4 separate regions of the Homo sapiens genome follow, and regions 2, 3 and 4 are each linked to region 1. The links are chromatin contacts, found by Hi-C in ENCODE. All regions are on one chromosome and are shown on one strand. The core of a region is the stretch at or near the end of the contact, and the rest is flanking DNA. Distances in the headings are between cores, read along the strand shown.

Region 1 (6,809 bases), core at 1,166-3,665:
ATTTATGAAGGAACCAAGGAACACAGGGTCCCCAACACTCTGAGATCAGGCCAGAGCTATCAGCACCAGTCTGAGAACCTACTTCAGGCTCAACGGGGTTTTGCAGCCTGATGCACGTTGCTATAAGAAAGTGTGTTCTGAGCATCACCAACTCAAAAGTCAACTTTCCCGATGAAACGTGTATTAATATTATTGGGACAGGCTGTTTCTGTCTCCATCTCTAGCAGGGTCAGACTGCAAAGAAGGGGTGAGAAGCGTCCCTCAAGGAGATCCATCAGTGCTGACGGCCAGGCCCTCCTCTGCAATTGGAAGGATAGGTTGGCCCCTGTTATGCCCCTATCCCACTGCTCTTCCCTACCCACCCACCCCATAGACAGGTACTCTTCCCTTTACTCAAAGCATCAGCAGCTGGAGTTCCTAAGCCCAGTCTGCTTCCAAAATCAGGAGTTCCAGATGAACACTGCTGTGGGTTTAAAAACTGTGCAACGCCAATGAGCCGACATCGTGCCACTACACTCCAGACTGGTGACAGAGTGAAACTCCGTCCAAAAAAAAAAAACCACCACCACCAACAAAAACAAAAAAACTGTGCAACGACTTGTTTGGGGCTTAGAGAATATAAGGCTTTCCACTCACTCTGCTCCAATGACCTGGAACGCCAGACCAGCCGGCAAATCTGTCCCTAGGGCTTCAAAATCCAGCCAAGCCCCTCACCAAGATTTACCACTGGGAACCCCTGAGTTATTTCGTGATGGAACTATAAAGGTCCCTGTGGCCCTGTCTCCCGTCTGCCTGTTCAGATGCCTCTGTTCTCCAGGAAACTGAATTCTTAGGCCACCAGCACTCCCTTGGATATATTTCCCTGACCCCAAGCCCACAGTAGGTGCAAAAGAAGGAAGGCAGGCATGAAGGATGAAGGAATGCATTCGCAGAGAGACAAGTGAAAAACCCGTTCATCTGCAGGTGCCTGGGGAACAAATGCAGCTGATAAAACCCTACAGAGCCATCCCGTCCGTGGTGACAGGTTGCCCGCAAGAAGGACATTTAGGAAGAAAAGGGAGAAACAGGAAGCTCTGCTTGGAACCTCCCCTGCAGGCTGGAAAGTCCTCCAAGTTTTCCTCTACGGAGCAGGCTTCATTATCTCTAATCTCTACCAAGTGAAAGCACAATTTCTAGGATACCCGGGACCCCTTTAAAGAGGGTGTAAATCCATTAGCAACTCCTCCCTAAAAATAGAGACCCGGCCTAGTCACCGCAGCTCTAGGCTGAGCTAGATCCTATCAACACAAATCGGGCCTCCTCCGTCCTCCCCAGGGCCGGGCGTTCCCGCGTCTCCTTCCTAAATACGTCCAGCCCTGATAAGGCCCGTCCTGAAGTCCACACTGCCCGCAAGCCGGTCTACTTAAAAGCCTGCCCATACGAAGAGCAAAAAATGCACTGACCATTGAAAAAAGAATTTATAACATGAAAAAAGAATTTATAACATACCACATCCGGCAGGGTCTCCGTTTCCGTTTCAAAGGGAGGGAAACAGAAAAACATGATTAAAGTAATAATTAGAAATAGGCCCGGTTTAGGGCGTGGGAGGGTGACCGTGGCTCTTTCTTCCCTGCCCACTTTTTCTGTTTTCCGAATTCTCCACCGCCGCAGATGGACAATTTGGTAAGCACACGTTTCTTTCTGCGCCCCGTGTTGCTTGGCGCACAGCACGCGCTGAAATTCCCGGAGCCCGCATCCACAGAGTATTTTTGAACATTTTCAGGGCTCAAAGTTTTTTTCTAACTTTTCCTTCCCTTCCCCCCACCACCCGGGTCTCAGGCTCCTAGCGATTCCAAATTTAGGCCCGGGACGCAGGGCGTGGCTGTGACAGGCAACTCCAGGGCGGCCTCCGCGCGCGGCCTGAAGACGCAGGTCCCCAAACCCTGGGGGTAGATAACGGGGTGGGGTGAGGGGCTCATGCAAAGGGAGAGAGATCTGTAAGAAGGTCCCCTAGATTGGGAAAAATCGGACGCACCTCTCCCAAGGCCGCCCCACATGTAAGAGTTTGCAACTCCGACAACAAACGCTGACTTTTCTCTCTGGAACGGCTCCAGGAAAAGCGTTGGGGAGAAAGTGGGCGCCTCCTCCGGGCCTGGGCCCCCGTGGGCACAGCGCGTCCTGCCGGGCAGGGAGGAGGCTCCGGGTGTCCCCGCGGGGCGCCCCCAACGCCGCATCTCAAGCGGATCCCCAGTCCCGGCCCGCGCCCTCCGCGTCCCCCAACCCGGATCCCTCCGCTCGCTCACCCGGGGCGGCGACCAGAACACCCAGCAGGCCGAAGAGCAGCAGCGCCAGCGCAGCCCCGCGGGCCATGGTGCGCCCAGAGCGCGCAGGGACGGTCCCGGAGTGCAGGGCGTGGGCGAAGGCGGCAGGACAGATACTCCCCCACGGGCCGGGTGGGGCGAAGCCCGGGGACTCGAAGGGGGCGGGTGAGGGGAGCGGCCCTGCAAGCTCAGCGCCGGCTGCGCCCGCCCCGCCCCGGCCTCCACGCGCGCACAGAAGGGGCGGGAACGCCGGGCCCGGGGAGGAGACAGAGGGGGTAGGCGGGCGGGGGTGGCCCAGGCAGCGCCGAGGGGAGTACGGTACACGCCCCGCCCCTTCTCAGGAAACTGCCCACGCCCCCTCACCCACCCACAGGGCCGTAGCCAGGGCGGCGCCGACCCGAAGCAAAGTGAACTACAACGTTCTCGGGAAAGTGCGGGTCCCTCCCGGTTTACAGCCCTCTGAATGCACGCCCGAGGGCGGCCCTTAACTGTAGTGGCACAAAACTGCCGCCCTTCTTGGAAACATAGAGCCCCCTCTCCCCACTCGCCCCTGCAGCCACTTCTCCGCCCCTCACCCCCTGGTCTCCAGTGGGAGCAAAAAAACAAACTTTCCCAGCAGCTCCCCTGCTCGGGAAAGTGCGGGTCCCTCCCTGTCTACAGCCTCCTAAATGCACGCCTGCAACTGTAGCGACACGAAACTGCCGCCCTTCTTGGAAACGTGTAGCCCCCCTCCCCACTCGCCCCTGCAGCCCCTTCTCCGCCCCTAGCAGGGACCCTCCCCTGCTCTGCAGTGGGAGCAGAGGAAACTCCCGGCTCCCCTGCTGGGAAAAGTATGGGGGCCCCTCCCCGCTGCTCACCTCAGGGAGTTCCCCAAGGGGAGCAAAGTGCAATCCTCTCCCTGCTCAGGAAGCCTAGGCCCCCGCTCCACAGGCAACCCCCGTCCCAAGTCCTTTCTAGAGCGTCCGAGCGCGGGGTGCGCAGCCGGGAGGGTGGCGGACGAACCCTTTGCGCCGGACCAAGGACAACCCTTGGAGTAGCCTCTGCGCTGGGGCAGTTTCTCCCCAGAATCCCCAGGACAAGGTTGGGAGTGGGGACTCCTGGTCACGGGAGTTAGTGAGGGGCAATAGGGAACGAGGTGCCTTCTATCTGGGGCACCTGGGCCCTAGTCCTGGTCATGGGCGACTCGCCTTCCAGTGGGCTTTGAGTTTAGACACCCTCCCGCGCCACTGGCCACAGCTGCAGTGCAGTTGTCGCCCTTCCCACACTTAACAATGTTATCTGTTAACACCTAAGCCTAAAATTGTATCCATTTTCCCGCAGGGTAGTGGAACAACTTTGCAGCCTGACAAATAACCCTGAATATTCTTGCATTCCACACTTCAAACTGTCCACGAAAAGAGTCAAACTAGGCCGGGCGCGGTGGCTCACGCCTGGAATCCCAGCGCTTTGGGAGACCGAGGCGGGTGGATCACCTGAGGTCAGGAATTGGAGACCAGCCTGACCAACAAGGTGAAACCCTGTCTCTTCTAAAATACAAAATTAGACGCGTGTGGTGGTGTGCACCTGTAGTCCCAGCTACTCAGGAGGCCGAGGCAAGAGAATCGCTTGAACCGGGGAGATGGAGGTTGCAGTGAGCCAAGATCAGGCCACTGCACTCCAGCCTGGGTGACAGAGCGAGACTCCGTCTCAAAAAAAAAGAAAGAAAAAAGAAAAAAAGAGAAAGGAGTCCAACTCTAACATATTTGAAGAGATTTATTCTGAGCCAAATATGAGTGACCATGGCCCATGACACAGCCCTCAGGAGGTCCCGAGAACGTGTCCTCAAGGTGGTCGGGGTGCAGCTTGGTGTTATACGTTTTAGGGAGGCATGAGACATCAATGAAATTTAAGAGACACATTGGTTTTGTCCAGAAAGGCGGGACAACCCAAAGCAGGAGGCTTCCAGCTTATAGGTAGATTTTAGAATTTTCTGATTGGCAATTGCTTGGGTTTCTTTAAAGTCCTGGGATCAATAGAAAAGAATGTCTGGGTTAAGATAAAGAATTGTGAAGACTCAAGTTCTTATTTGAACAGGAACCCTTCCGGTGCTAGGGTCAGAGAGAAGAGGTTGTAAAATGTTTCTTCTCAAACTTAAAGGCTGTGTGGATGTTAACGCCGGAGAGGCACCGGGAGGCATGTTCAACCCCTGCTTCCCGTCACGGCTTGAAACACTCTCTCAGGTTAAATTTTTAAAGAGCTCTGGCTGAGGAAGAAGTCCATTCAGATGTTTTGAAGGTGGGGGGCGGTGGGGGCTTAGAATTTTATTTTATTTTATTAATTTATTTAGTTTTTGAGACGGAGTCTTACTCTCTCGGCCAGGCTAGAGTGCTGTGGCACCATCTCAACTAACTGCAACCTCCACCTCCCAGGTTCAAACGATTCTCCTGCCTCAGCCTCCTGAGTAGCTGGGATTACAGGCACCTGCTACCACGCCTGGCTAATTTTTATATTTTTAGTAGAGATGGGGTTTCGCCATGTTGGCCAGGCTAGTCTGGAACTCCTGACCTCAAGTGATCCACCCACTCCAGCCTCTTAAAGAATTTTATTTTTGGTTTACAAAGCCCTGCCTCATCTATTGGCCCATTCCTGGGCTGGCATACTTGCTGCCCAGCCGACTGAGTCAGGGGCTCTGAGATAACACCTGTCTTTTTATTATTGTTATTATTATACTTTAAGTTCTGGGGTACAGGCTGGGCGCGGTGGCTCACGCCTGTAATCCCAGCACTTTGGAAGGCCGAGGCAGGTGGATCACGAGGTCAGGAGATTGAGACCATCCTGGCTAACATGGTGAAACCCCATCTCTACTAAAAATACAAAAAAAAATTAGCCGGGCGTGGTGGCGGGCGCCTGTAGTCCCAGCTACTCAGGAGACTGAGGCAGAAGAATGGCGTGAACCCGGGAGGCAGAGCTTGCAGTGAGCCGAGATCGTGGCACTGCACTCCAGCCTGGGCGACTGAGCAAGACTCCGTCTCAAAAAAAAAAAAAAAAAGTTCTGGGGTACATGTGCAGAACGTGCAGTTTTGTTACATAGGTATACACACGCCATAGTGGTTTGCTGCACCCATCAACCCATCATCTACATTAGGTATTTCTCCTAATGCTCTCTCTCCCATTGCACCCCACCCCCCAACAGGCCCTGGTGTGTGATGTTCCCCTCCCTGTGTCCATGTGTTCTCATTGTTCAACTCCCACTTATAAGTGAGAACATGCGGTGTTTGGTTTTCTGTTCCTGTGATAGTTTGCTGAGAATGATGGTTTCCAGCTTCATCCGTGTCCCTGCAAAGGACATGAACTCATCCTTTTTTATGGCTGCGTATATTCCATGGTGTATATGTGCCACATTTTCTTTATCCAGTCTATTATTGATGGACATTTGGGTTGGTTCCAAGTCTTTGCTATTGTGACTAGTGCTGCAAAAACATACGTGTGCATGTGTCTTTATAGTAGAATGATTTATAATCGTTTGGGTATATACCTAGTAATGGGATTGCTGGGTCAAATGGTCTTGAGCTATCCCCTGCCTGCGGCCATACCCACCCCTCCCTAGGTCACCTGCACCCCTAGGTCAGAAACCTGCAAGGCTAGAGGGGCTGGGCCTGTGCCCCAGAGACCTGCTCAGCAATGTGAGCTCGGTGGTGTGAGTGATGCACATCTTAAAAAGTAACAGTGTGAGCTTGCACACCGGAAGGTTTTTTCTTTTCTTTTTCGTTTTCTTTTCGGCCAGCAAAACCCCAGCAACATAATTGCACTTTAGAAGTATGAGGAAAATGTAATCGTTCTTCATGGGAACACCACCTTTAAAGTGTTACCTCTTGGAGTGAACCCGGATGAACTACCCAACCAGAGCTCCTTCTCTGGTATTTTCTCCTGCACCTCTCCCCCGACCTCCCCACGTGGCATTGACTCTCTATCAATTAGCACTTTCTTTTTCCCTGGCCACAGTCCTGGGCTGGGGTCAAGGGAGGGTGTGGATCCTAGGTCAGGGCAAGTAGGAGGACCCTGGGGGCTCATTTTGAGGAGCAAGAGGATGCTGGAGCTGCCCGGGCATTTTGGCATCCTGAGGCAAGTCTGACTTGGGATGAAGCAGAGATAAAAAGAACGCAGGGTCTTCCTGCTGTCTCACACTCCAAACACCCCTCTCCCTGTGAGCTTCCTGCTTCACCCCCATTACCGCCAAAAGAAAGGCCCTCCCCTGGACCATCTCCAGCCTCTGACATTTGGACGGCACTGCAGGTGAAGCTTCCCTCCTCTGACTGTCCATTATGTTCCAGTAGAGTCTAGACTCTGGCTGCCTTTCAGGGAGGGCGCAGGTCATTCTCGCCAGCCATAATAAAGATGCAACATCAGCTTCTGAAAGCCAGGCTTTGAGGCTTTTTATCTATGTTCTCACAGGTAAGCATTTGGAAGACTTCTGTTTCTAATTCATTTAGTTAGATGCCTTTTGCCTTTTTTCTTTATTTTTTTTTAACG
Region 2 (7,136 bases), core at 3,954-6,453, 1.2 Mb after region 1:
GCTCATGTCTGTCACCCCAGAGCTTTGGGAGGCCAAGTCAGGAGGACGGCTTGAGCCCGGGAGGTCAAGACCAGCCAGGACAACACAGAGGATCCCATTTCTACAAAAAAAAAAAAATTTTTTTTTTTTTGAGACGGAGTCTCGCTCTGTCGGCCAGGCTGGAGGTCAGTGGCGTGATCTCAGCTCACTGCAAGCTCCGCCTCCCAGGTTCACGCCATTCTCCTGCCTCAGCCTCCCAAGTAGCTGGGACTACAGGTGCCCGCCACCACGCCCGGCTAATTTTTTGTATTTTTTAGTAGAGATGGGGTTTCACCGTGTTAGCCAGGATGGTCTTGATCTCCTGACCTCATGATCCACCTGCCTTGGCCTCCCAAAGTGCTGAGATTACAGGCATAAGCCATTACGCCCGGACTCCACAAAAAAATTTTTTTTTTAAATTAGCCAGGTGCGGCCAGGCAAGATGGCTCACACCTGTAATCCCAGCACTTTGGGAGGCCGAGGCGGGTGGATCACCTGAGGTCAGGAGTTCAAGACCAACCTGATCAACATGGTGAAACTACGTGTCTACTAAAAATAAAAAAAATTAGCTGGGCGTGGTAGTGCATGCCTGTAATCCCAGCTACTCCAGAGGCTGAGACAGGAGAATGGCTAGAACCCTGGAGATGGAGGTTGCAGTGAGCCAAGATTGTGCCACTGTACTCCAGCCTGGGCGACAGAGTGAGACTCTGTCTCAAAAAAAAAAAAAAAATTAGCCAGGTGTGGCAGAGTATGCTCCCATAGTCCCAGCTACTCAGGAGGCTGAGGAAGGAGGATTGCTTGAGGCCAGGAGTTGGAGGCTACAGTGAATTATGATCGCACCACTGCACTCCAGCCTGAGTGAGACAGACTGAATAAAGAAAGAAATGCAAATTATTCTCGACTTCTATATCTGTGAATTCCTCCACACACTAACATTTATTTGGAACCCCAAAACCAAGACTCATGACGATTTTGCAAACGTTCAAAAACAGATACACAGTGGTGAAAAATGGGGGCCTTCCGGGATCAGCTCATCCTTTTGGGGGTATACTGAGTGCCAGGTATTTTTACATTTTTGTGCATTTTGTTGGCGATTTCTGTTTCAAAAGCCCCAGAAGCTGCAAAGCTGCCTAGCATCCGTAAGCCCATGAAGACTGCAGCGCGTCTTCTGGAGAAAATAGGTGTGTTAGAGACGCTTTGCCCAGGCATGAATTATAATGCCGTTGGCTGTGAGTTCAATGTGACTGCGTCCACAATATCGACTCCATACGGCTTTTTAAACAGAAACACACGTAAAATAAGGTTATGTATGGATCAGCTGTGAAAAATTTGGGGACCAGAGGTACAAAAGCTACAGGCGTCTAAGTGTGGACTTTTTGCAGGACGGTTTGTATTTGTTAACTCAGCGTTTGCTCCGACTTTATGGACCACGTCTACCATGAAGAAGGAGGGACCACTGTAATCCTGAAGACAAACACTTCACAAACTGATGAATAGACTCTGCCTTTGATTTTCTTTCCTTTTTTTTTTTTTTTTTTTTTTTTTTTTTTGAGACAGAGTCTCACTCTGACGCCCAGGCTGGAGTGCAGTGGCATGATCTCGGCTCACTGCAATCTCTGCCTCCCGGGTTCAAGCAATTCTCCTGCCTCAGCGTTCCGAGTTGCTGAGACTACAGGCATATGCCACCACGCCTGGTTAATTTTTGTATTTTTGGTAGAGACTGCAACCTCCACTTCCCGGGTTCAAGCGATTCTCCTGCCTTAGCCTCTCTAGTAGCTGAGATTACAGGTGTCTGTGACCATACCCGGCTAATTTTTGTATTTTTAGTACAGACAGTATTTCACCATGTTGGCCAGGCTGGTCTTGAACTCCTGACCTCAGGTGATCCGCCCACCTCGGCCTCCCAAAGTCCTGGGATTATAGGCATGAGCCACTGTGCCCAGCCTTTACTTTATTTTAGATTCCGGGGGTACATGTGCAGGTTTGTTACAAGGGTATCTTGTGTGATGCTGAGATTTTGGGTATGAATGATCTCATGACCTAGCTACTGAGTTTAGCACCCAGTAGGTAGTTTTTCAGCCCTTCATCTCCCTCCCTCCCCACTCTAGGAGTCTGTAACGCCTCTTCTTCCCATCTTTTTTTTTTTTTTTGAGACAGAATTTTCACTCCTGTTGCCCAGGCTGGAGTGCAGTGGTGCGATCTTGGCTCACTGCAACCTCCACCTCCAGGGTTCAAGCGATTCTCCTGCCTCAGCCTCCTGAGTAGCTGGGATTACAGGCATGTGCCACCATGCTCGAGTAATTTTTGTACTTTTAGTAGCGACTGCAACCTCCTCTTCCCGGGTTCAAGCGATTCTCCTGCCTCAGCCTCCCGAGTAGCTGAGATTACAGGTGTCTGTGACCATGCCCAGCTAATTTTTGTGTTTTTAGTACAGACAGGGTTTCATCATGTTGGTCAGGCTGGTCTCAAACTCCTCACCTCAGGTGATCCACCCACCTCGGCCTCCCACAGTGCTGGGATTACAGGCATGAGCCACCACGCCTGGCCTGTTGTTCCCATCTTTATGTCCATGAGTACCCTGTGTTTACCTCCTGCTTATAAGTGAGAACATGCGGTATTTGGCTTTCTGTCTCTGTATTAATTTACTTTGGAGAATGGCCTCCGGCTGGATCCAAGTTGCTGCAAAGGACATGATTTCATTCTTTTTCACAGCTTTGTACTATTCCATGGTGTCTATGTACCCCATTTTATTATTTTTTATTTTTATTTGTTTATTTATTTATTTTTTGAGACAGAGTTTCGCTCTTGTTGCCCAGGCTGGGGTGCAGCGGCATGATCTCGGCTCACTGCAACCTCCGCCTCCCGGGTTCAAGCGATCCTCCTGACTCAGTCTCCCAAATAGCTGGGATTACAGGTGTCTTTCACCACGCCAAGATTATTTTTTGTATTTTTAGTAGAGAGGGGGTTTCTCCATGTTGACCAGTCTGGTCTCGAACTCCTGACCTCAGGTGATCCACCTGCCTCGGCCTCCCAGACTGCTGGGATTACAGGCGTGAGCCTCTGCACCCGCCGGTCACGTACCCTATTTTCTTTATCCGATGCATGGTGGATAAGCACCTGGGTTGACTCTGTGTCTTTGCTATGGTGAATAGTGCTGTGATGAACTGTGAGTGTGGATGTCCTTTTACAGAACGATTTCCTTAATAAGGTGTTTTCAAACAGAAACACACATAATATAAAGCTACTTATTGATCTGTTGAAGAAAACACTGTGACCAGGGGCCTGAAGGATTCTTTTGATTTTTTTTTTTTTTTTTTTTGAGACAGGGTCTCTCTCTGTTGCCCAGGCTGGAGTGCAGTGGCATGATCTCGGCTCTCTGCAACCTCTGCCTCTCTGGTTCAAGTCATTCTCTTGCCTCAGCCTCCCCAGTAGCTGGAACTACAGGCCCCCACCATCACACCCAGCTAATTTTTGTATTTTTAGTAGAGACAGGGTTTCGCCATGTTGGCCAGGCTAGTCTTGAACTGCTGATCTCAAGTGATCCACCCGCCTTGGCCTCCCAAAGTGCTGGGATTATAGGCGTGAGCCACCAGGCCTGGCCTTTTTTTTTTTTTTTTTTTGAGACAGTCTCACTCTGTCACCCAGGCTGGGGTACAATGGCCCAATCTGGGCTCACTGCCACCTCCACCTCCTAGGTTCACATGCTTCTCCTGCCTCAGCCTCCCCAGTAGCTGGGATTACAGGCGTCCACCACCACGCCTAGCTAATTTTTGTATTTTTAAGGGACAGGTTTCGCTATGTTGGCCAGGCTGGTCTCGAACTCCTGACCTCAAGTGATCCGGCCCACCTTGGCACCTCAAAGTGCTGGGAATACAGGTGTGAGCCACCAGGCCTCGACTTTTTTTTTTTTTTTGAGACAGTCTCACTCTGTTACCCAGGCTGGAGTGCAATGGCCTGATCTTGGCTCACTGCAACCTCCAGCTCCCGGGTTCAAGTGATTCTCCTGCCTCAGCCTCCCCAGTAGCTAGGATTACAGGCATCCACCACCATGCCCAGCTAATTTTTGTATTTTTAGTAGGGACGGGATTTCGCTATGTTGGCCAGGCTGGTCTCGAACTCCTGACCTCAAGTGATCCACCCGCCTTGGCCTCCCAAAGTGCTGGGATTATAGGCGTGAGCCAGCAGGCCTGGTCTTTTTGTTTGTTTGTTTGTTTTTTGGGACAGTCTCACTGTCACCCAGACTGGAGTGCAATGGCCTGATCTTGGCTCACTGCAACCTCCACCTCCCAGGTTCAAGTGATTCTCCTGCCTCAGCCTCCCCAGTAGCTGGGACTACAGGTGTCCACCACCACACCCAGCTAATTTTTGTGTTTTTAGTAGGGACGGGATTTCGCCATGTTGGCCAGGCTGGTCTCAAACTCCTGACCTGAAGTGATCCACCCGCCTTGGCCTCCCAAAGTGCTGGGACTACAGGCGTGAGCCACCACACCCAGCCTGGCTTGAGGGATTGATTCTACCATGTCTTTTCCCTGAGCAGTGGTTCAATATTCATTCATTCTTTCTCAGTGACAGATCCTTCCCTCTCAACCTCCTCCCACGAGTGACAAGAACCAACCGTTGCTCCTCACAAGCAAGGATACCAGAGCTCGGAAACCTGGTTCTCATTCCTGAAACTGGCCGATCCCCCATGGGATGTTGAGGATATGAGCCTGCAGCGCCCGTGACCAACTGTGAGAGCCGGAATGATCAGTGCCCAAGGTCTGTTCGCTTGTCACAGTCTGGCTGTGTACCAAGAGATGTCGCAATGAGCACAGCTTTAGAGTCTAAAAGGAAACGTGTTCTGTTCTTTCTTTGTTTTGTTTTGTTATTTCAGAAGAAACAGGAATCGGTTCTGGAGCATGCCACGGCTCTTCACTGCTGGTTACAAAATTTAGAAAAATCATTCTCCCTCTTTTCCTCACTCTCAGGGTTCTCTTAAGAGTAGGGCCCCCTGCGAGCCAGTGATAGGGAGGTGGGCGGTTAACGGTGCTGCCCAGAGACACAGCGACGTTACTCCAGTGGGCTCAGCCCTGCACATGAGTGTTCAGACAGTTACAGAGGAAATGTCACAACACACTTCCTTTCCACCTAAGCCTGAGTCGCAACCGTGGTGGTGCGCTGGGAGGTGGAGTTTGCAGAATTTGCATTCGGAGACAGTCGTGCCAGCCGGTGGGCCACCCAGCGAAGCGGCCGCCTTTGCAAGGTTGCTGGACAGATGGAACTGGAAGGGCAGCCGTCTGCCGCCCACGAACACCTTCTCAAGCACTTTGAGTGACCACGGCTTGCAAGCTGGTGGCTGGCCCCCCGAGTCCCGGGCTCTGAGGCACGGCCGTCGACTTAAGCGTTGCATCCTGTTACCTGGAGACCCTCTGAGCTCTCACCTGCTACTTCTGCCGCTGCTTCTGCACAGGTGAGCCGCCGAGCTGGACTTTTATGCTTGTCCTGCACTGTCAAGGGAGAAGACAGGGTCGCTGGGAGGGTCCGTGTACGGTGAGAACATGGGGGAAGACGGTGCAAACTCCATGAGGCGTGTTCTCCTCACGCTAGAGCAGACCAGGAGTGCAAATTTCCTGGGAGGAAGACTTTGCACAGCCGCTTCGTCACTTAGGGGAGAAATGCTCAAATTTTCCAGGGCTGCAAGCCACCCTTCCTTTAATAACTCATTCCATGAACTTTCAGAGGCCGAGGTGGGCGGATCACGAGGTCAGGAGTTCGAGACCATCCTGGCTAACACGGTGAAACCCCGTCTCTACTAAAAATACAAAAATTAGCCAGGCGTGGTGGCAGGTGCCTGTAATCCCAGCACTTTGGGGGACCGAGGTGGGTGGATCATCTGAGGTCAGGAGTTCGAGACCATCCTGGCTAACACGGTGAAACCCCGTCTCTACTAAAAATACAAAAATTAGCTGGGCTTGGTGGTGGGCGCCTGCGGTCCCAGCTACTCGGGAGGCTGAGGCAGGAGAATGGCATGATCCCTGGAGGTGGAGCTTGCAGTGAGCAGAGATCACGCCACTGCACTCCAGCCTGGGCGACAGAGCGAGACTCTGTTTAGAAAAAAAAAAACAAAAAAAAACTCATTCCATGAAATGCGCCTCTCTTGAGGTTAACCTTAGAGAGGGTAAGCAGCTGCGGCTGCTGCACGTAACCCATTTACGCCTGAGATTGCAGTTTTTTCAATGTTTGCAATGAGACCTTGGCGATGACCTTGAGCCGTGGGATATAAATAACTCCCAAATGCTTAGCGTTCCAATAATGGAAGAGTAAGCATAAATTAAACGGGTTTTAAAGCCCTATGGGTGCCTGGATGAGCACGGTGGCCCCTCGTCACCCCCTCGGTGCCAGGGAGACCCCAGACCCGGGTCTCACGGCCACCTCAGACCTCATTTGTACAGGTCCGCTTAGAAACCCCAATTCCTTGGGTCTTGTCAGATCTGTCCCCTAAAAAGCTGAGAAAAGGCAGAGGGAGCTGCTCTGGGAATTTCAGGCCACACACAACAAGGCCTGCTGTGGCGCTTTAGGTCCCATTTCTATAAAGGGGAACCATGGTCACGTGGCTCTGTTCCCAAAAAGAAAAGGGTTTGTGTGTGTGTGTGTGTGTGTGTCTGTGTGTGTGTCTGTGTGTGTGTGTGTGTGTGTGGTTGTTTCTTCCCATGTTGTTATCTTTACGTAACGTGGATGAGAAGTCTGAAGCGCGAGAGCCCTAAGTGAAAACCGCTGAGGAGCTGAAGCCCGTGGGGAAGCAGGTGCACCTGACTGCGCCGTTCAATCTCTCCTTCCCGTTCCGTTCCTCCTTGCATAGCCCACTTGACTTTGGCAAGCAGCGCCAGATAGTAGCATATTTTGTGTTTACGGCGGTGACAGACGCCTGTAATCCCAGCACTTTGGGAGGCCGAGGTGGGTGGATCACTTGAGGTCAGGGGTTTGAGACCAGCCTGGCCAACATAGTGAAACCCCGTCTCTACTAAAAATACCAAAATTAGCCGAGTGTGGCGGCGGGCACCTGTCATCCCAGTTACTCGGCACGCTAAGGCAGCAGAATCACTTGAACCCAGGAGGCGGAGGTTGCGGTGAGCCAAGAT
Region 3 (7,569 bases), core at 2,562-5,061, 1.0 Mb before region 1:
CATTTCAGGACATCCAGCTTCACCTTCTTTCTCTTGTGCTTATTCTTCTTGGGAGTGGGGTAAGACTTCTTCCTTTTCTTAGCAACACCACAAAGTCTCAGCAAAAGATGAAGAGTAGGCTCCTTTTGAATGTTGCAGTCAGACAAAGTACGTCCATCTTCCAGTTGCTTGCCAGCAAAGATCAGTCTTTGCTGATCAGGAGGAATTCCTTCCTTATCCTGGATCTTGGCCTTTACATTTTCTATCGCATCTGAGGGTTCAACCTCAAGGGTGATGGTCTTCCCCCTTAGGGTTTTCACGAAAATCTGCAGTTTGGTGGCAGCTTCACCGCAGATGGCAGTGAAAGGGAAGCTGAAGCATATGTTTAGGTCAATAAGTTGCAACATAAATATATATATACACACACACATATATACACACATATATATACACACAAACACATATACACATATATATACACACACATATACATACATATATTTTATATATTATATATGTTTAACTCAGAATATATATATGTGTGTGTGTATATGTCTGCGAAGGTGGCTAAACACTTCACGTATATACACACACACTAGAATATATATTATATAAAATATACTAGAATATATATTTATATAAGTTATATATATGCAAATTATATATATAAATTGTAAAGTTGGCCGGGTGCGGTGGCTCAAGCCCATAATCCCAGCACTTTGGGAGGCCGAGGCGGACAGATCACGAGGTCAGGAGTTTGAGACCAGCCTGACCAACATGGTGAAACCCCGTCTCTACAAAAAATACAAAAATTAGCCAGGCGTGGTGGCGGGCACCTGTAATCCCACACACATACACAAACATATATATACACACACCATGGAATACTATGATTCCATAAAAAAGAATGAAATAATGTCTTTTGCAGCAACGTGGAAGGAAATGGAGGCCATTATCTTAAGCAAAATTACTGAAAAACAGAAAGTCTGCATTTGTACCTCCTCAATATATAAAAATGAAAAAATAAAAAATAAAATTAGAAAAAAGATTTTATATCACCATATATAGAAATATATATTTTATATATCATTTATGCAAAATATATTATATATCATATATATGCATACTTATGTACACATACATATACACAAATATATAACATATTTAATTCAGTATATATAATATATGGAATGGCTATATATACATTATATATACACACATACATACACAAACACACACATACAGTATACATGCTTAAAGAGTGTTCAGCTCCCTTCAGAGATTGTATGATTTTTTTTTTTTTAGTTAGGATCTCACTCTGTTGCCCAGGCTGGAGGGCAGTGGTGCAGTCATAGCTCACTGCAGCCTTGACCTCCTGGGCTCAAGGCATCCTCGTGCCTTTGCCTCTGTGCTGGGATTATAAGTGTGCACCACCACACGTGGCTAGTTTAAAAAATTATTTTTGGTAGAGATGGGGGGGTGGGTTCCAATGTTGCCCAGGCTGGTCTCGAACCCCCATGCCTCCCAAAGTGCTGAGATCACAGGTGTGAGTCTCTGTGCTAAGCCAGATGGTACAATTTTGATTCTTCTCATATTTAACAACACCTGCACCTATCATTGTATTGAATTTATAGCTCATTCTGGTTTAGGGTCAGGGACTTATTCCTTCCGAATGGCAGAGTTCAGCAATTCCTGACTCCACCGCAAATTAATGCCACTTCATTAAGGCGGTAATGACCCTTCCATGCCTAACTCACAGGGATTTTCCTTTTTTGTCTCTCAAGTAATAGGCTGTGGTTTCTCAAGGATTTTTATGATCCTTCCAGATGAAAGCTGTTTTGTCAAGCAAGGTGTTGTGAAACGTGCAGGGTCTATTTATAAGAAGAGGTAGCTATGCGGTCAAGTTCAGGGTGGGTTCGGTGGAATCAGACCAACCAGCAGCTCAAGCAGAGTTTAACGCTGCAAATCTGTGCCACGTTCTTCTTCCTGCGTGCAATTTGCAGGCAAGGACATCTGCTTAATTGGGTGTGAAACCCGGGCCTTGATTAAAAGGACTTTATGAGGCCGCAGCCTTGCATTTCCAAGGTCAGGCCCTAGTGGAGAGGGCGCGCGTTCCGCGGGGAGACACGAACTTTTCCTGAGTGCGCGTTCCTTGCTGGCCCTGAACCCCTCGGCCAGGCAGGGCTTGGCAGGGCCGTTTCCTGTCCTAACCAGGATCAAGGGATTGCGCGGCTTGCTGGTGAAGCTTGGCAGGGCCGTGACCTGTCCTAACCAGGCTCAGGGGATGGCAGGGGCCTGCTGGTGTCGCATATGTTTTGCATTCCAGCTCAGGATTTTGCAGAGCATAGGGAGCGGGTGTCACCCCCGGGGGGAAATGCCACCCACAAAATGCAGGTGGAGGCTGGGCGAGGCTGGCAGCCAGGGGCCAGAAATCCAAAGCCTGAGCCAGGTTCAGACTTCCTGACTCCCCCTCCCCGTTAGCTGTGGAAGGATGGCTCGGCCTGGTCCCCCTAAAAATGTGTCCGTTCTGACTTAGAGGCCGCTTTGGCTCTCGGAAAGCCCCCCTGACCTGCGGACTGAGGGACTGGAGACCCCCTCCAATCGCAGAATCGCTGAGATCCCTCAAAACAAAGGCGTTTGCAGTTTGACCCCTTGCTGCTCAAACTGTGGTCGGCGAACCGGCAGCCTGGGCCGCCCTGGTCGCGGGTCAGGGGCGCAGCGTCCAGGCCGTGCCAGGCCCGCAAGTTAAGCACTGTCTGCATTTCCCTGGGGAAAGGGGTGACCAAATATCTAGCTATATTTGCATTTCAAATCCACACGGATATGGGTTTTAAATATAAGTATGTCCAACTATTGCCTGAGCCACACTTAAGCCAGGAAAAAAAAATCTTTGGGGTTTCTGAAATTGAAATGCCTCTGCACAATTCTTTATAGGGTTGTCGCCGGGGTGTTTGAAACAGTGACCAATCAAGTTTCACGCACTACATTTGGTCGGGCGATCTCTCAAATCTGTCTTTCCCTAGTTTTTTAAAGGAATGTTTATTTGTAAAGAATTCTAGATCCACAGGAAGCTGCAAAGAAACGCACAGGGTCGAGCCCGCCCTTCCCCGCCCCTTCCAAGTAGAAATCTAGAATCACCAGAGTCCTACAGCAAAACCAGGACGCTGAACTCATCCCGAAGACCCGGCAGCCCCTCTTGGGGATCCGCCCTCATTCCAAATTCTCTCAGGTCCCAAACAAGCACCCGCAGGAGTACTGAACTTTTTGGGGGGAGGGCAGAGGGGATCTGTATGCAGATTGCCAGCTGAGCAATCCTATTTTCTATGACTTAAAGCCAATCAGAGGCTGGGCGTGGTGGCTTATACCTGTAGTCCCAGCACTTTGGGAGAACGAGGCAGGCGGTTCACTTGTGCTCAGGAGTTCCAGACCAGCCTGGCCAACATGGTGAAACCCTGTCTCTACTGAGAAAATACAAAAATTAGCCGGGCTAATCCGAGCCCCTCTCTTCACCAAACGCCAGTTTCACTTTTTAGTTTTGAACTTCACTTCTGCTGAGCTACGCCCTCCCTGTCCCCGGGCCCCCTCGCCTCCCCATCTTCCGGGCTTGGGTGCAGCGACGCGGGTGGCCCGCCAGTGCGTCCCCGAGGAGAAGTCAGCCTGGGTCCCACCCCAGGGGTGCCCCGGGCGCGGAGGGGGCGTGGGCACCTCCCCAGCGCCGCACGCCCGGGTCTCCGGCTCCTGGGCTGGGTCGGGGCGGGGGCGGAGCGCGCGCGAAGGCGACGCCCCCAGCCCCGCGGCCGGGTTAGGGCGGGGAGAGGCGCGGTCACGCCCAGGCGGCTTCCGCCCGCCCCAACAGCGCGCACGCGGCTACCGAGCTGGAGGAGGCGGCGGGCGCGAGACCCGGAATGCGCAGGGCCCCCGCCTCGCCCCCCCCAGCCCGGGCCGCGGCCCCCGCCTTCCCCGCAGTCGTCCCGCACTCGGTGCCCGCCCCCCGAGGCCGGCGGCTGCTCCCACTCGGGGCCGTTGCTGCTTGTGCCGTGAGCGCCGCCCAGCCATTGTCCCCGTCGCTCCGTCAGCCGCGCCGGACCGCGCACCAGGAGGCGAGAGCGCGCATGGGGAGCCTCTGTTGATGCCGCCGCCGCGCCGCCCTCCGAGGCTGCGTCCCGGGAAGCCCGGCTCCCCGAGCGCTCCGGCCTGGCCCGGTGCCCCGGACCTGAGTGCGTCCCCATGGAGGCGCCCGGGCTGGCCCAGGCGGCCGCGGCGGAGAGCGACTCCCGCAAGGTGGCGGAGGAGACCCCCGACGGGGCGCCCGCGCTCTGCCCCAGCCCTGAGGCGCTGTCGCCGGAGCCGCCTGTGTACAGCCTGCAGGACTTTGACACGCTGGCCACCGTGGGTGAGTGAGTGCGGGCGGGGACTCGGCCCACAGGGGCGCGCGGCGTGGCCGGGACGTTGTAGTAGGACAAAGGGCCCTGGGTGCCGACCTCCTGGGGAGGGCCCTGACCCGCTACTTCGGCTCGGAGTCCCCGTGCGGGGCTGCACCTGCGCCCCGGGTCTTCCCGGGTGGAGCGCACTCCCCAGCCCCCCAGCCCAGGCAAGTACCCCCGACCGGCCGGGTGCCTAACCTGAAATGCCGACGGCTCCTCTCGGAGACCACCCTCCACCCCCAGCACACACAGCACTCTGGGGCCTGGGCCGTCCGACGTCACAAAACCTCCTGCGGGTCACCTCGCCTGGGGGACCTCGTGCTCCCTCCCTGGCAGCGGCCCCAGGGACACTGGCGCGGGGTGCGAAGACCCCTGCAGGCCTCCCCTAGGCCAGCCTCCCTGTGTGCCCAGAGGCAGGGAATGTACAGATTTCTCCAGGGGCTGCAGGAGCAGCTGGGCTGTGGGGGACAGGTGTCCCGGGGCGCTGTGGGGACGAGGACGGCAGCGCTGGGGACGGATCCTAACATGTCCTGACACCGCCTGTGCTCTTCGTCTTGTGCCTCTGAAATGGGTAATTCTTGTATCGGACGCTTTATCCGTTTCCTTTGTCCTCTGTCTTTGAACTTAACCCCGAATGGGCAGCTTGACAGAGAGGTTTCGAGTTCTCGGTGCTCTTGCATCCGGACACGCGCTGCTTTATGGAGCAGCCCTGAGTGGGTCAGAATATCCCAACTGAACGTGGGCGCTGGATTTAAACAGTTGTCATCGGCCCGCCTGTGCCACTTAGGGACTCCGTATGGCTAAGTGGGGTGTTGGCTGTCAAGAAAATAAATGGGAGAGTAGAGGGGGCTGTCCTGGGTGTGTTGGTGAGGCGTCGGCTCTCAGGCCCTCTAACTCCTGTTTGTCCTCATTTTGGAAAGGAGGAAGCTGGGCTGGGAAGCCCAAGGGCTCGAGGCCATAGCTTATGACTTAGGAAGACCAGCGGGCATAGCCAGTGGGGCCTTTAGAACCGCTGAGGAAGAGGGGACTTAGCTTCCTTCAGTGACCTCTTTGCCACTTAGACCTTGAGGAAGGGCCCACGAGGAAAGCCTGAATTTGGAAGGACAGAGTGGGAGGAGGCCCTCTCTCTTTCTCCTCTCCCTCCCTCCTCCTCTTTATCTCATTCTCTCTCTCTTTTCTCTGTTTCTCTTCTCTCTCCCTCTTTCTGTCTCTGTTCAAGTCTCTCTGCATTTCTCCTCCTCTGTCTCTTGGTGTCTCTCTCCCTGTCCCCTTCCGGTCTTGGTTTTTCTGTCTCCCTCCCTCCTCTCTCTCTGCCTTCCCCCTTGTCTTGGTCCCCCCGGAAAGCTGTCCTGGTCTAATCTTAGAGCTGGGTGTGTTTTGCGCGGAAGAAGGGTGGGGCAGGAACCCTGACTGGCGCAGCCGCCACAGTAGGTGGAAATACAACTCGACAATGGAAAATTGATGAGGTCCAGCCGTTCCTTGGCACTCAGCACCAGCGTTTGTCATTCTTTGGGGCACCCACATGGGTCCCTTGGGAAAGGTGGAGCTGGGGCTGGAGGCCGGGGCAGAGAGCAGGATGCGGGCAGGAGGGCGGCAGAGGTGAGGGGTTCTGGTGTCACAGGGGGCCACTCAGTTTGACGTCAAGTCAGCTTAGGGTGCCCAGCGGGTAACCTCATCTTTAAAAATAGAGTGTCGCTGCCTCTGGGGACCAAGCTGGCTGGGCGGGGAGTCAGCTTTTTTTTTCAGTCCAGTCAGTGCTCTCTTAATGAGGATGAGGATGATGCTCCTTTCTCAAGGATAACTTCCTGTGAGCTCCAACGATGTGACAGGAGGGCTAGGTATCCCACACTCATTGGACAGCAGGGGACCAGGACCCAGGGGTGTGTGTGTGTATGTTTGCATGCACGTCTGGAACACTCTCTCATGACAACTGCACAGCTTTGGTGACATTATCTGCAACCTTTTATCCAAGCCCGTTTCTTTATTGTTGGTTAAAGAGCAATCTGAGTGTGATTCACCTAAAATAATACATTTTATAAAATCCTAAGCCTTTTAGATCCTTCACGATTGTGTCTCTAAGCCACAATCTACAGCAGCTTTGGACTGTTTTCCAAGGCGTGATGGAGAATAGTGAGGGGTGAGCTTGAGTCTCAGTCTGGAGTTGAAACCCAGTCTGGGTGGGTGTGACCTCTCTTCATCCTAAACTGTCACTACAGGAACATAAGTTTGCTTTTAAGTGCTCTTTCGCCCTCATTCCGAATTCTCTCAGGCCCCAAACAAGCACCCGCAGGAGTACTGAACTTTTTGGGGGGTGGGCAGAGGGGATCTGTATGCAGATTGCCAGCTGAGCAATCCTATTTTCTATGACTTAAAGCCAATCACAGGCTGGGCGTGGTGGCTCATACCTGTAGTCCCAGCACTTTGGGAGGCCGAGGCAGGCGGATCACTTGTGCTCAGGAGTTCCAGACCAGCCTGGCCAACATGGTGAAACCCTGTCTCTACTGAGAAAATACAAAAATTAGCCGGGCGTGGTGGCGGGCGCCTGTAATCCCAGCTTCTCAGGAGGCTGAGGCAGAGGAATTGCTTGCACCCAGGAGGCAGAGGTTGCAGTAAGCCAAGATCACACCACTGCGCTCCAGCCTGGGCGACAGAGAGAAAAAGAAACTTGTCAGCGTTCTAGATTGACCAGTTTTCCTCAAGGTCAGGTAGTTAGGAAGAAAGAGTGCAGTTTGCAGTTGTGAAAAGTCTGATAATGGATTCTTTTTTTCTTTTTTATGCGTGAAGGGATTCTGGAGTACGTCTGGTCTAAAGGCCGATTTCGTTTTAGGAACTTTGGATCAGAACAGTCATACTAGTCCTCAGAGAAAAAATGGTTTTCAATCTGGTTCTTCAAATTTCTTGTTCATATAACCAAGCCATGCTTGTTCCTATGATGGAGAACAATTGTGCTTTAAAAAAAGAAATTTCAGGGCCAGGTACAGTGGTGCGTGCCTGTAGTCCCAGCTATTTGGGAGGTCGCGGTGGGAGGATGACTTGAGGCCGGGAGTTCCAGACCAGCCTGGGCAATATAGTGAGACCCTCATCTCTTAAAAAAAATAGTAGTAATAGTTAGCTGGGCATGGTGGCGCATACCTGAGTTACCTGGGAAGCTGAGGCAAGAGGATCA
Region 4 (7,458 bases), core at 4,626-7,125, 1.4 Mb after region 1:
GAACCCAGCAGGTAGAGGTTGCAGTGAGCCATGGTCACGCTATTACACTCCAGCCTGGGCGACCAGAATGAAACTCTGTGTCAAAAAAAAAAAAAAAAAAGAAGTTAAAGAATGAAAAGCAAATTAAAGTTAAAAGAAATTCAAGGTAAAGTGAAACCCTGCAGTAATAGACTGTAAAAACCAATGAAAAAAAAGGCCGGGCGCTGTGGCTCACACCTGTAATCCCAGCACTTTGGGAGGCCAAGGCAGACGGATCACTTGTGGTCAGCAGTTCTAGACCAGCCTGACCGACATAGTGAAATCCCGTCTCTATCAAAAATACAGAAATTAGCCGGGTATGGTGGTGCGCGACTGTAATCTCAGCTCCTCGGGAGGCTGAGGCAGAAGAATCGCTTGAATCCGGGAGGCAGAGGTTGCAGTGAGCCGAGATCACACTATTGCACTCCAGCCTGGGCAAGACAGTAAGACCCTGTCTCCAAAATAAAAATAATAAGAAAATGAAAAAGTAAGATAAACAATGAAGGAAACTGGAAATTGTTATTGGTGCTGTTGATCCCAGCGTGTGAGTTTCATCAAAACACCTCACATGGCATCTGTGTCACGATCAGGTCCCTGCCTGTGAGGTCGTATTACCGTTTTGCAAGATGCTGCATTACAGGGAACTTGGTGACGGGTACAGGGAAGTGTCTGAGTCATTCCCGACCACTGCATGAGACTCTGCCATGAGCTCAGCATGAAAAGTTTCCCTGAAGGACGGCACGCTGACATTGTGTGTCTGTCTACCCCCACCGCTCCCCAGGTGGCACGTGCATTTTTTCTCCAGTTCTTACCTTCCTTCGTTTGCAGGAGACAGGGCAGGGCGATCAGGAGCAGCGTGAGCCAAAGGAGGACCATCGGGAACGCAGCTCCGGAACGCAGGACAGAGGTGCCTGCTGCAGGAGAAACGAGAGTCAGGCAGCGGGGACTGGCTGTGAAACTGGGTTGCGGGTAATGAAGGATGCTTGCCCCTTCCAGAGCCTGGTGCTCACAGCAGAAGGAGCTGCTTCTGGAGGGAAAGCGGTGGTGAGTGTGCATATGTGTCTGTGTGCAAATGCGCCTTTGCACATGCATGCACATCAGAGTGTGCTTCTACATGTGTGCACGAATATTCGTGTGTGTGTACATGGGTCTATATGTGTGCATGCCTCTATGTAGCCATGTCTGTTTGCACATTTGCAGGACTGCATGCATGCCTGTGCACACACGGGTACTGTGTACATGTGTCTGTGTGTGTGTGTGCTTGCACGTGTGTACATTTTTGTGCCCGTGTGTATCTGTGTGCACACATAAGTGTTTGTGTGTTTTCTTTTTTTTTTTTTCCTGATGGAGACTCGCCCTTGTCGTCCAGGCTGGAGTGCAGTGGCATGATCTCGGCTCATTGCAACCTCTGCCTCCCAGGTTCAAGCGACTCTCCTGCCTCAGCCTCCTGAGTAGCTGGGATTACAGGCACTCGCCACCATGCCTGGCTAATTTTTGTATTATTTATTTATTTATTTATTTTTTGTGACAGAGTTTTGCTCTTGTTGCCCAGGCTGGAGTGCAATGGCGTGATCTGGGCTCACTGCAACCTCCGCCTCCCAGGTTCAACCGATTGTCCTGCCTCAGCCTCCCGAGTAGCTGGGATTATAGGCACCCACCACCATGTCCGGCTAATTTTTGTATTTTTAGCAGAGACGGGGTTTCACCGTGTTGGCCAGGCTGGTCTCGAACTCCTGACCTCAGGTGATCCACCCACCTCAGCCTCCCAAAGTGCTGGGATGACAGGCGTCAGCCACCGCGTCCAGCCCACTTTTTGTATTTTTTAGTAGAGATTTGACCATGTTGGCCAGGCTGGTCTCGGACTCCTGCCTCAGGTGATCCGCCCGCCTTTTCCTCGCCAAGTGCTGAGATTACAGGTGTGAGCCACCGTGCCCGGCTGTGTTTGTGTGTTTTCATGCATGCAGGTACACACAGTCTTTGTGTTTGAATGCATATGTATCTGTGCATGCATTCCACGTGTACACACATGTGCATAAATATATGTGCATACACAAATATACATGCATGAGTCTGTATGTGTGCATGCATGTGCCTAGAAGTGCATATTTATGTGCATGCATGTGTGAATGTATGTGTACAAATGTGTTTGCATCAGTGTGTATGTGTGCATGTATGTGCATGCATCTGTGTGTGTGTCAGCCGTTCCCTTTTGAAAGAAGCCCTGCCGGCTGGGTGCAGTGGCTCATGCCAGTAATCCCAGCACTTTGGGAAGCAGAGGTGGGCAGATTGCCCGAGGTCAGGAGTTCAAGACCAGCCTGGCTAACATGGTGAAACCCCGTCTCTACTAAAAATACAAAAATTAGCCAGGCGTGGTGGAGTGTGCCTATAATCCCAGCTACTCGGGAGGCTGAGGCAGGACAATCAGTTGAACCCGGGAGGTGGAGCTTGCAGTGAGCCGAGATGGCGCCACTGCACTCCAGCCTGGACGACAGAGCGAGACTCCGTCTCAAAAAAAAAAAAAAAAAAGAAAAGAAAAGAAAGAGTTGCTGCCCTGGGGGTTTAGCCCGTTCTTGGCTCGAGCTGTATCCACAAACCAGGAAAACACATCCTCTGCGGCACACCAGGAAGCTCAGATGACAAAGCAGTGGAAGGAAGTATAATTACAATGATGAAATCAACACACGGAAATTCCTAAGTGGCTGCAGTTACCGTAACAAGGGGGTACAGGACCTCAGCCTCCTGCACTGGAACTTTCTGCCGCATCCCAGAAAGGCTGGCTCTCCTACACTGTGCTCTGGGGTGGCAGCTGTCTTTTCTGGTTTTTTGTTTTGTTTTGTTTTGTTTTTTCTGAGATGGAGTCTCACTCTTGTTGTCCAGGCCGGAGTGCAGTGGCGCGATCTTGGTTCACTGCAACCTCCACCTCCCACGTTCAAGCGATTCTCCTGCCTCAGCCTCCCCAGTAGATGGGATTACCGGTGTCCGCCACCACACCCAGCTAATTTTTCTATTTTTAGTAGAGATGGTGTTTCACCATGTTGGTCAGGCTGGTCTCGAACTCCTGACCTCATGATCCACCCGCCTTGGCCTCCCAAAGTGCTGGGATGACAGGCGTGAGCCACCGCGCCCGGCCTAACATCTTTTAAAGAACCAAATGGCGTTAGCGTCAGTGGACCTTGCTTGTCTCCAAATTATAAATGGAAGGGGTGAGCCTGGAAAAAGCTGAGCCCCTTGAGGCTGGGGACGGGACTGAGGGCAGCAGGGAAAAGGTAAAATGAGGTTCCAGAGGCCTCGGAGCCCCTTCCTGCCTGGGCAGAGGGACCGCAGCCCACCTCCAAGGCAACAGGCAATCTCTAGAGTCTCCTTTCGGACAGAGCCTGTGTTCAGCTCATGGGCTCACCACACACAGTCACACTTGCCTGTAGGGGCTGTGGTCCAGGAAGATGCCTGAGTCAGAACGTTGGGAAATCTGTGCTCTTAACATTTATTGATTAATATTTTCATTGGCCAGGCGCGGTGGCTCACGCCTATAATCCCAGCACTTTGGGAGGCTGAGGGGGGTGGATTGCTTGAGGTCAGGAGTTCGAGACCAGCCTGACCAACATACAAAACATACTAAACATACAAAATCTCTACTACTCTACTAAACATACAAAGTCTCTACTAAACATACAAAAATTAGCCAGGCGTAGTTGCGGGTGCCTGTAGTCCCAGCTACTCAGGAGGCTGAGGCAGGAGAATTGCTTGAACCCGGGAGGTGGAGGTTGCAGTGAGCTGAGATCGCGCCACTGCACTCCAGCCTGGGCGACAGAGCGAGACTCTGTCTCAAAAAAAACCACCACTTCTATCTTCTAGAACATTGTCACGACCCCAAAAGGAGACTCCAGACCCATTAAAGACCCGTCCTTCCTCTTCCCCAGCCTGTGGCAACCACTCATCCACTTTCTGTCTCTGTGGATTTGCCTGTATCTGGACATAGGGAATAAATGGAATCATACAGACACTATGTATCTTTTTGTATCTGGCCTCTCTCAGGAAGCATGATGTCCTCAGCATTCACCCACATTGCCACCTGTGGCAGAGCCTCGTTCCTTTTCATGGCTGTGTAATATTCCACCGTGTGGCTGGACCACATTATATTTCTCCATTCATCTATAGATGGGTATGAGGACTCTCTCCACCTCTTGGCTAGTGTGAATAAAGCTGCTTATTCCTTTTCATGGCTGTGTAATATTCCACCGTGTGGCTGGACCACATTATATTTCTCCATTCATCTATAGATGGGGTATGAGGGCTGTCTCCACCTCTTGGCTATTGTGAATAAAGCTGCTTGTTCCTTTTCATGGCTGTGTAATATTCCACTGTGTGGATGGACATTATATTTTTCCATTCATCTATAGATGGGTATGAGGGCTGTCTCCACCTCTTGGCTATTGTGAATAAAGCTGCTTGTTCCTTTTCATGGCTGTGTAATATTCCACTGTGTGGATGGACATTATATTTCTCCCTTCATCTATAGATGGGGGTATGAGGGCTGTCTCCACCTCTTGGCTATTGTGAATAAAGCTGCTTGTTCCTTTTCATGGCTGTATAATATTCCACTGTGTGTCTGGACCACATTATATTTCTCCATTCATCTATAGATGGGTACGAGGGCTGTCTCCACCTCTTGGCTATTGTGAATAAAGCTGCTTGTTCCTTTTCATGGCTGTATAATATTCCACTGTGTGGCTGGACCACATTATATTTCTCCATTCATCTATAGATGGGTATGAGGGCTGTCTCCACCTCTTGGCTATTGTGAATAAAGCTGCTTGTTCCTTTTCATGGCTGTGTAATATTCCACTGTGTGGCTGGACCACATTATATTTATCCATTCGTCTATAGATGGGTATGAGGGCTGTCTCCACCTCTTGGCTATTGTGAATAAAGCTGCTTGTTCCTTTTCATGGCTGTGTAATATTCCACCGTGTGGCTGGACCACATTATATTTATCCATTCGTCTATAGATGGGTATGAGGGCTGTCTCCACCTCTTGGCTATTGTGAATAAAGCTGCTTGTTCCTTTTCATGGCTGCGTAATATTCCACTGTGTGGATGGACATTATATTTTTCCATTCATCTATAGATGGGTACGAGGGCTGTCTCCACCTCTTGGCTACTGTGAATAAAGCTGCTAGGAGGGACCTGAGGTTTCACCAGCCATCTGGAACATTCTGAGTCCCGCCAGCCTTTGAAAACCACTGAGAAACACTACAAGCAGGCTGGGGTCCCAGCCCCAAAAGCGGCTCCCCGGCTGGCAGTCAGCTCGCCCTGGGCGTGAGCTCATTGACTAACTGAACCAGCGCTTTCTAATAAACAGAGAACTCTAGCCATGTGTAGGTGTGTACATTTTCTAGCAAGCACACAGAAAAAGCAGAAAGCACTGTCAAATTACTCCTAATGCTATCACCTTTATAAACCCAAGGCATCTAACATGCTATGATGGCTTCAGCGTCCGATCCACTTACAAAAGGGTGAATGAGATCGCAAACATACTTCTCTGGTACCGGGTCATTCTATGTGTGGTGTGGTGCCCACACGGACAGCAGGTCTCAGCAGAAACCTGTTACATGCCAATGCCCCGTGTCTGCCAGCTTGGATTTGGGAACCCACAGTCCACCGCCTCCCCTGCCTGCCCTCTTTTTCCCTCATCCCACCCTGGAGGGGGGACCTTACCTTAAATGGAGATCAAAGTACTGTGTGGAAGAAACAGCCTTCGTGGTTCCAGTTGAGAAGATCTGGGGTGTCCTGATCCTAGGATGTTTCTGATATCTTCCCGTGTGCGCTGAAAGCAGCTTTCCCCGAAGAGAAACCGAAGGTTGTACTCCCCGATTGAGCTGTTTTATAACCTCCAGCTGGGGCCCCACCCCTGAAACTCAGACCCAATAAGGATCTGGCAGTGGGGAGGGGTGGGGGCTGTCAGAGACCCCCTTCTCTCCCACGGGCTGGGATCCTGGGGTCAGCAGCTTCGTAACCATGAACCTGACTTTCCTTGAAAGAAAGACTCTTTCTTTGAAAATTATCATGTTCCCGTTCTCATTTTTTTTTTTTTCTGCAAGTGTTTCTGTTTGCTATAATTAGAATTCTTGCTGGCTATACAGGCAGGGTTGGGCAACTTCCTGACATAGTAAATTCAGCCTTGGAGGCGTGAACGCTGGTGTCCAGGGGCTCCTGCCTGTGTTTCCTCCCTGTCTCGTGGGAAACAGCACCCAGACAGGGAGGTGGCCCCCGGTCTCAGATGACAGATCTTATTAAAGATATGTTAGTGGCCGGGTGCGGTGGCTCACGCCTGTCATCCCAGCACTTTGGGAGGCCGAGGCGGGCAGATCACTTGAGGTCAAGAGATTGAGACCAGCCTGGCCAACATGGTGAAACCCCGTCTCTATTAAAAATACAAAAATTAGCCCAGCGTGGTGGTGAGCACCTGTAATCCCAGCTACTCGGGAGGCTGAGACAGGAGAATCGCTTGAACCTGGGAGGCGGAGGAGGTTACAGTGAACCGAGATCGCGCCACTGCACTCCAGCCTGGGCGACAGAGCAAGACTCGGTCTCAAAAAAAAAAAAAAGATATCTTAGTGGTCAGGGGTGGTGGCTCACACCTGTCATCCCAGCACTTTGGGAGGCCGATGAGGGCGGATCACCTGAGGTCAGGAGTTTGAGACCATCTGGCCAACATGGTGGAAGCCCGTCTCTAGTAAAAATTTAAAAATTAGCCAGGCGTGGTGGCAGGTGCCTGTAATCCCAGCTTCTCTGGAGGCTGAGGCAGGAGAATAGTTTGAACCTGGGAGAGAGGTTACAGTGAGCCAGGATGGCGCCAGTGCCCTCCAGCCTGGGTGATAGAGCAAGACTCCGTCTCAAAAAAAAAAAAAAAAAGATATCTTAGTGGTCAGGTGCGGTGGTTCACACCTGTCATCCCAGCACTTTGGGAGGCCGAGGAGGGTGGATCACCCTGAGGTCAGGAGTTCGAGACCATTCTGACCAACATGGTGAAACCCCGTCTCTAGTAAAAAGAAAAAAGTTAGCCAGGCGTGGTGGTGGGTGCCTATAATCCCAGCTTCTCCGGAGGCTGAGGCAGGAGAATCATTTGAACCTGGGAGGCGGAGGTTACAGTGAGCCAGGATGGCGCCACTGCACTCCAGCCTGGGAAATAGAACGAGACTCCGTCTCAAAAAAAAAAAAAAAAATCTTAGTGGTCAGGCGCGGTGGCTCGCACCTGTCATCCCAGCACTTTGGGAGGCTGAGGCGGGTAGATCACCTGAGGGCAGGAGTTCAAGATCAGCCTGGACAACATGGTGAAACCCCGTCTCTAGTAAAAATTTAAAAATTAGCCAGGCGTGGTGGCAGGTGCCTGTAATCCCAGCTTCTCCCAAGGCTGAGGCAGGAGAATCACTTAAACCCGGC

Evidence for each region. Hi-C counts contacts between places; a loop is a spot of excess contacts on that map. Pooled maps may share reads with other maps.
Region 2: a loop to region 1 is called in a map of CD4-positive, alpha-beta T cell, with 5 times the contacts of the local background. The contact joins the promoter of P2RY8 here to the promoter of CD99 in region 1. A Hi-C loop is called at or near these places in 4 of 168 maps with a recorded cell type or tissue (CD4-positive, alpha-beta T cell, CD8-positive, alpha-beta T cell and naive thymus-derived CD4-positive, alpha-beta T cell), 7 of 37 single-sample maps with no recorded cell type and 14 of 50 pooled maps.
Region 3: a loop to region 1 is called in a map of CD8-positive, alpha-beta T cell, with 8 times the contacts of the local background. The contact joins the promoter of PRKX here to the promoter of CD99 in region 1. A Hi-C loop is called at or near these places in 2 of 168 maps with a recorded cell type or tissue (CD8-positive, alpha-beta T cell and naive thymus-derived CD4-positive, alpha-beta T cell), 8 of 37 single-sample maps with no recorded cell type and 13 of 50 pooled maps.
Region 4: a map with no recorded cell type shows a loop between it and region 1 (6-fold over the local background). The contact joins the promoter of IL3RA here to the promoter of CD99 in region 1. A Hi-C loop is called at or near these places in 7 of 37 single-sample maps with no recorded cell type and 6 of 50 pooled maps.

What each region holds. Positions count from the first base shown.
Region 1 is chrX:2,686,901-2,693,709 of GRCh38, reverse strand. It overlaps CD99 (CD99 molecule (Xg blood group)), which reads right to left and starts at 2,415. Exons shown (of 10, transcript NM_002414.5): 1 at 2,283-2,415. The coding sequence starts at 2,349.
Region 2 is chrX:1,535,252-1,542,387 of GRCh38, reverse strand. It overlaps P2RY8 (P2Y receptor family member 8), which reads left to right and starts at 5,203. Exons shown (of 2, transcript NM_178129.5): 1 at 5,203-5,467.
Region 3 is chrX:3,709,891-3,717,459 of GRCh38, reverse strand. PRKX (protein kinase cAMP-dependent X-linked catalytic subunit) reads left to right here and starts at 3,811. Exons shown (of 9, transcript NM_005044.5): 1 at 3,811-4,372. The coding sequence starts at 4,207. It also overlaps the pseudogene RPS27AP20. RefSeq lists enhancers at 1,899-2,546, 4,878-5,187, 5,588-5,717, 5,943-6,464 and silencers at 3,508-4,237, 4,258-4,387, 4,428-4,707.
Region 4 is chrX:1,335,202-1,342,659 of GRCh38, reverse strand. IL3RA (interleukin 3 receptor subunit alpha) reads right to left here and starts at 5,875. Exons shown (of 12, transcript NM_002183.4): 1 at 5,734-5,875; 2 at 831-932. The coding sequence starts at 894. LOC101928032 (a long non-coding RNA gene) reads left to right here. Exons shown (of 8, transcript XR_007068376.1): 7 at 847-1,062; 8 at 5,144-5,386.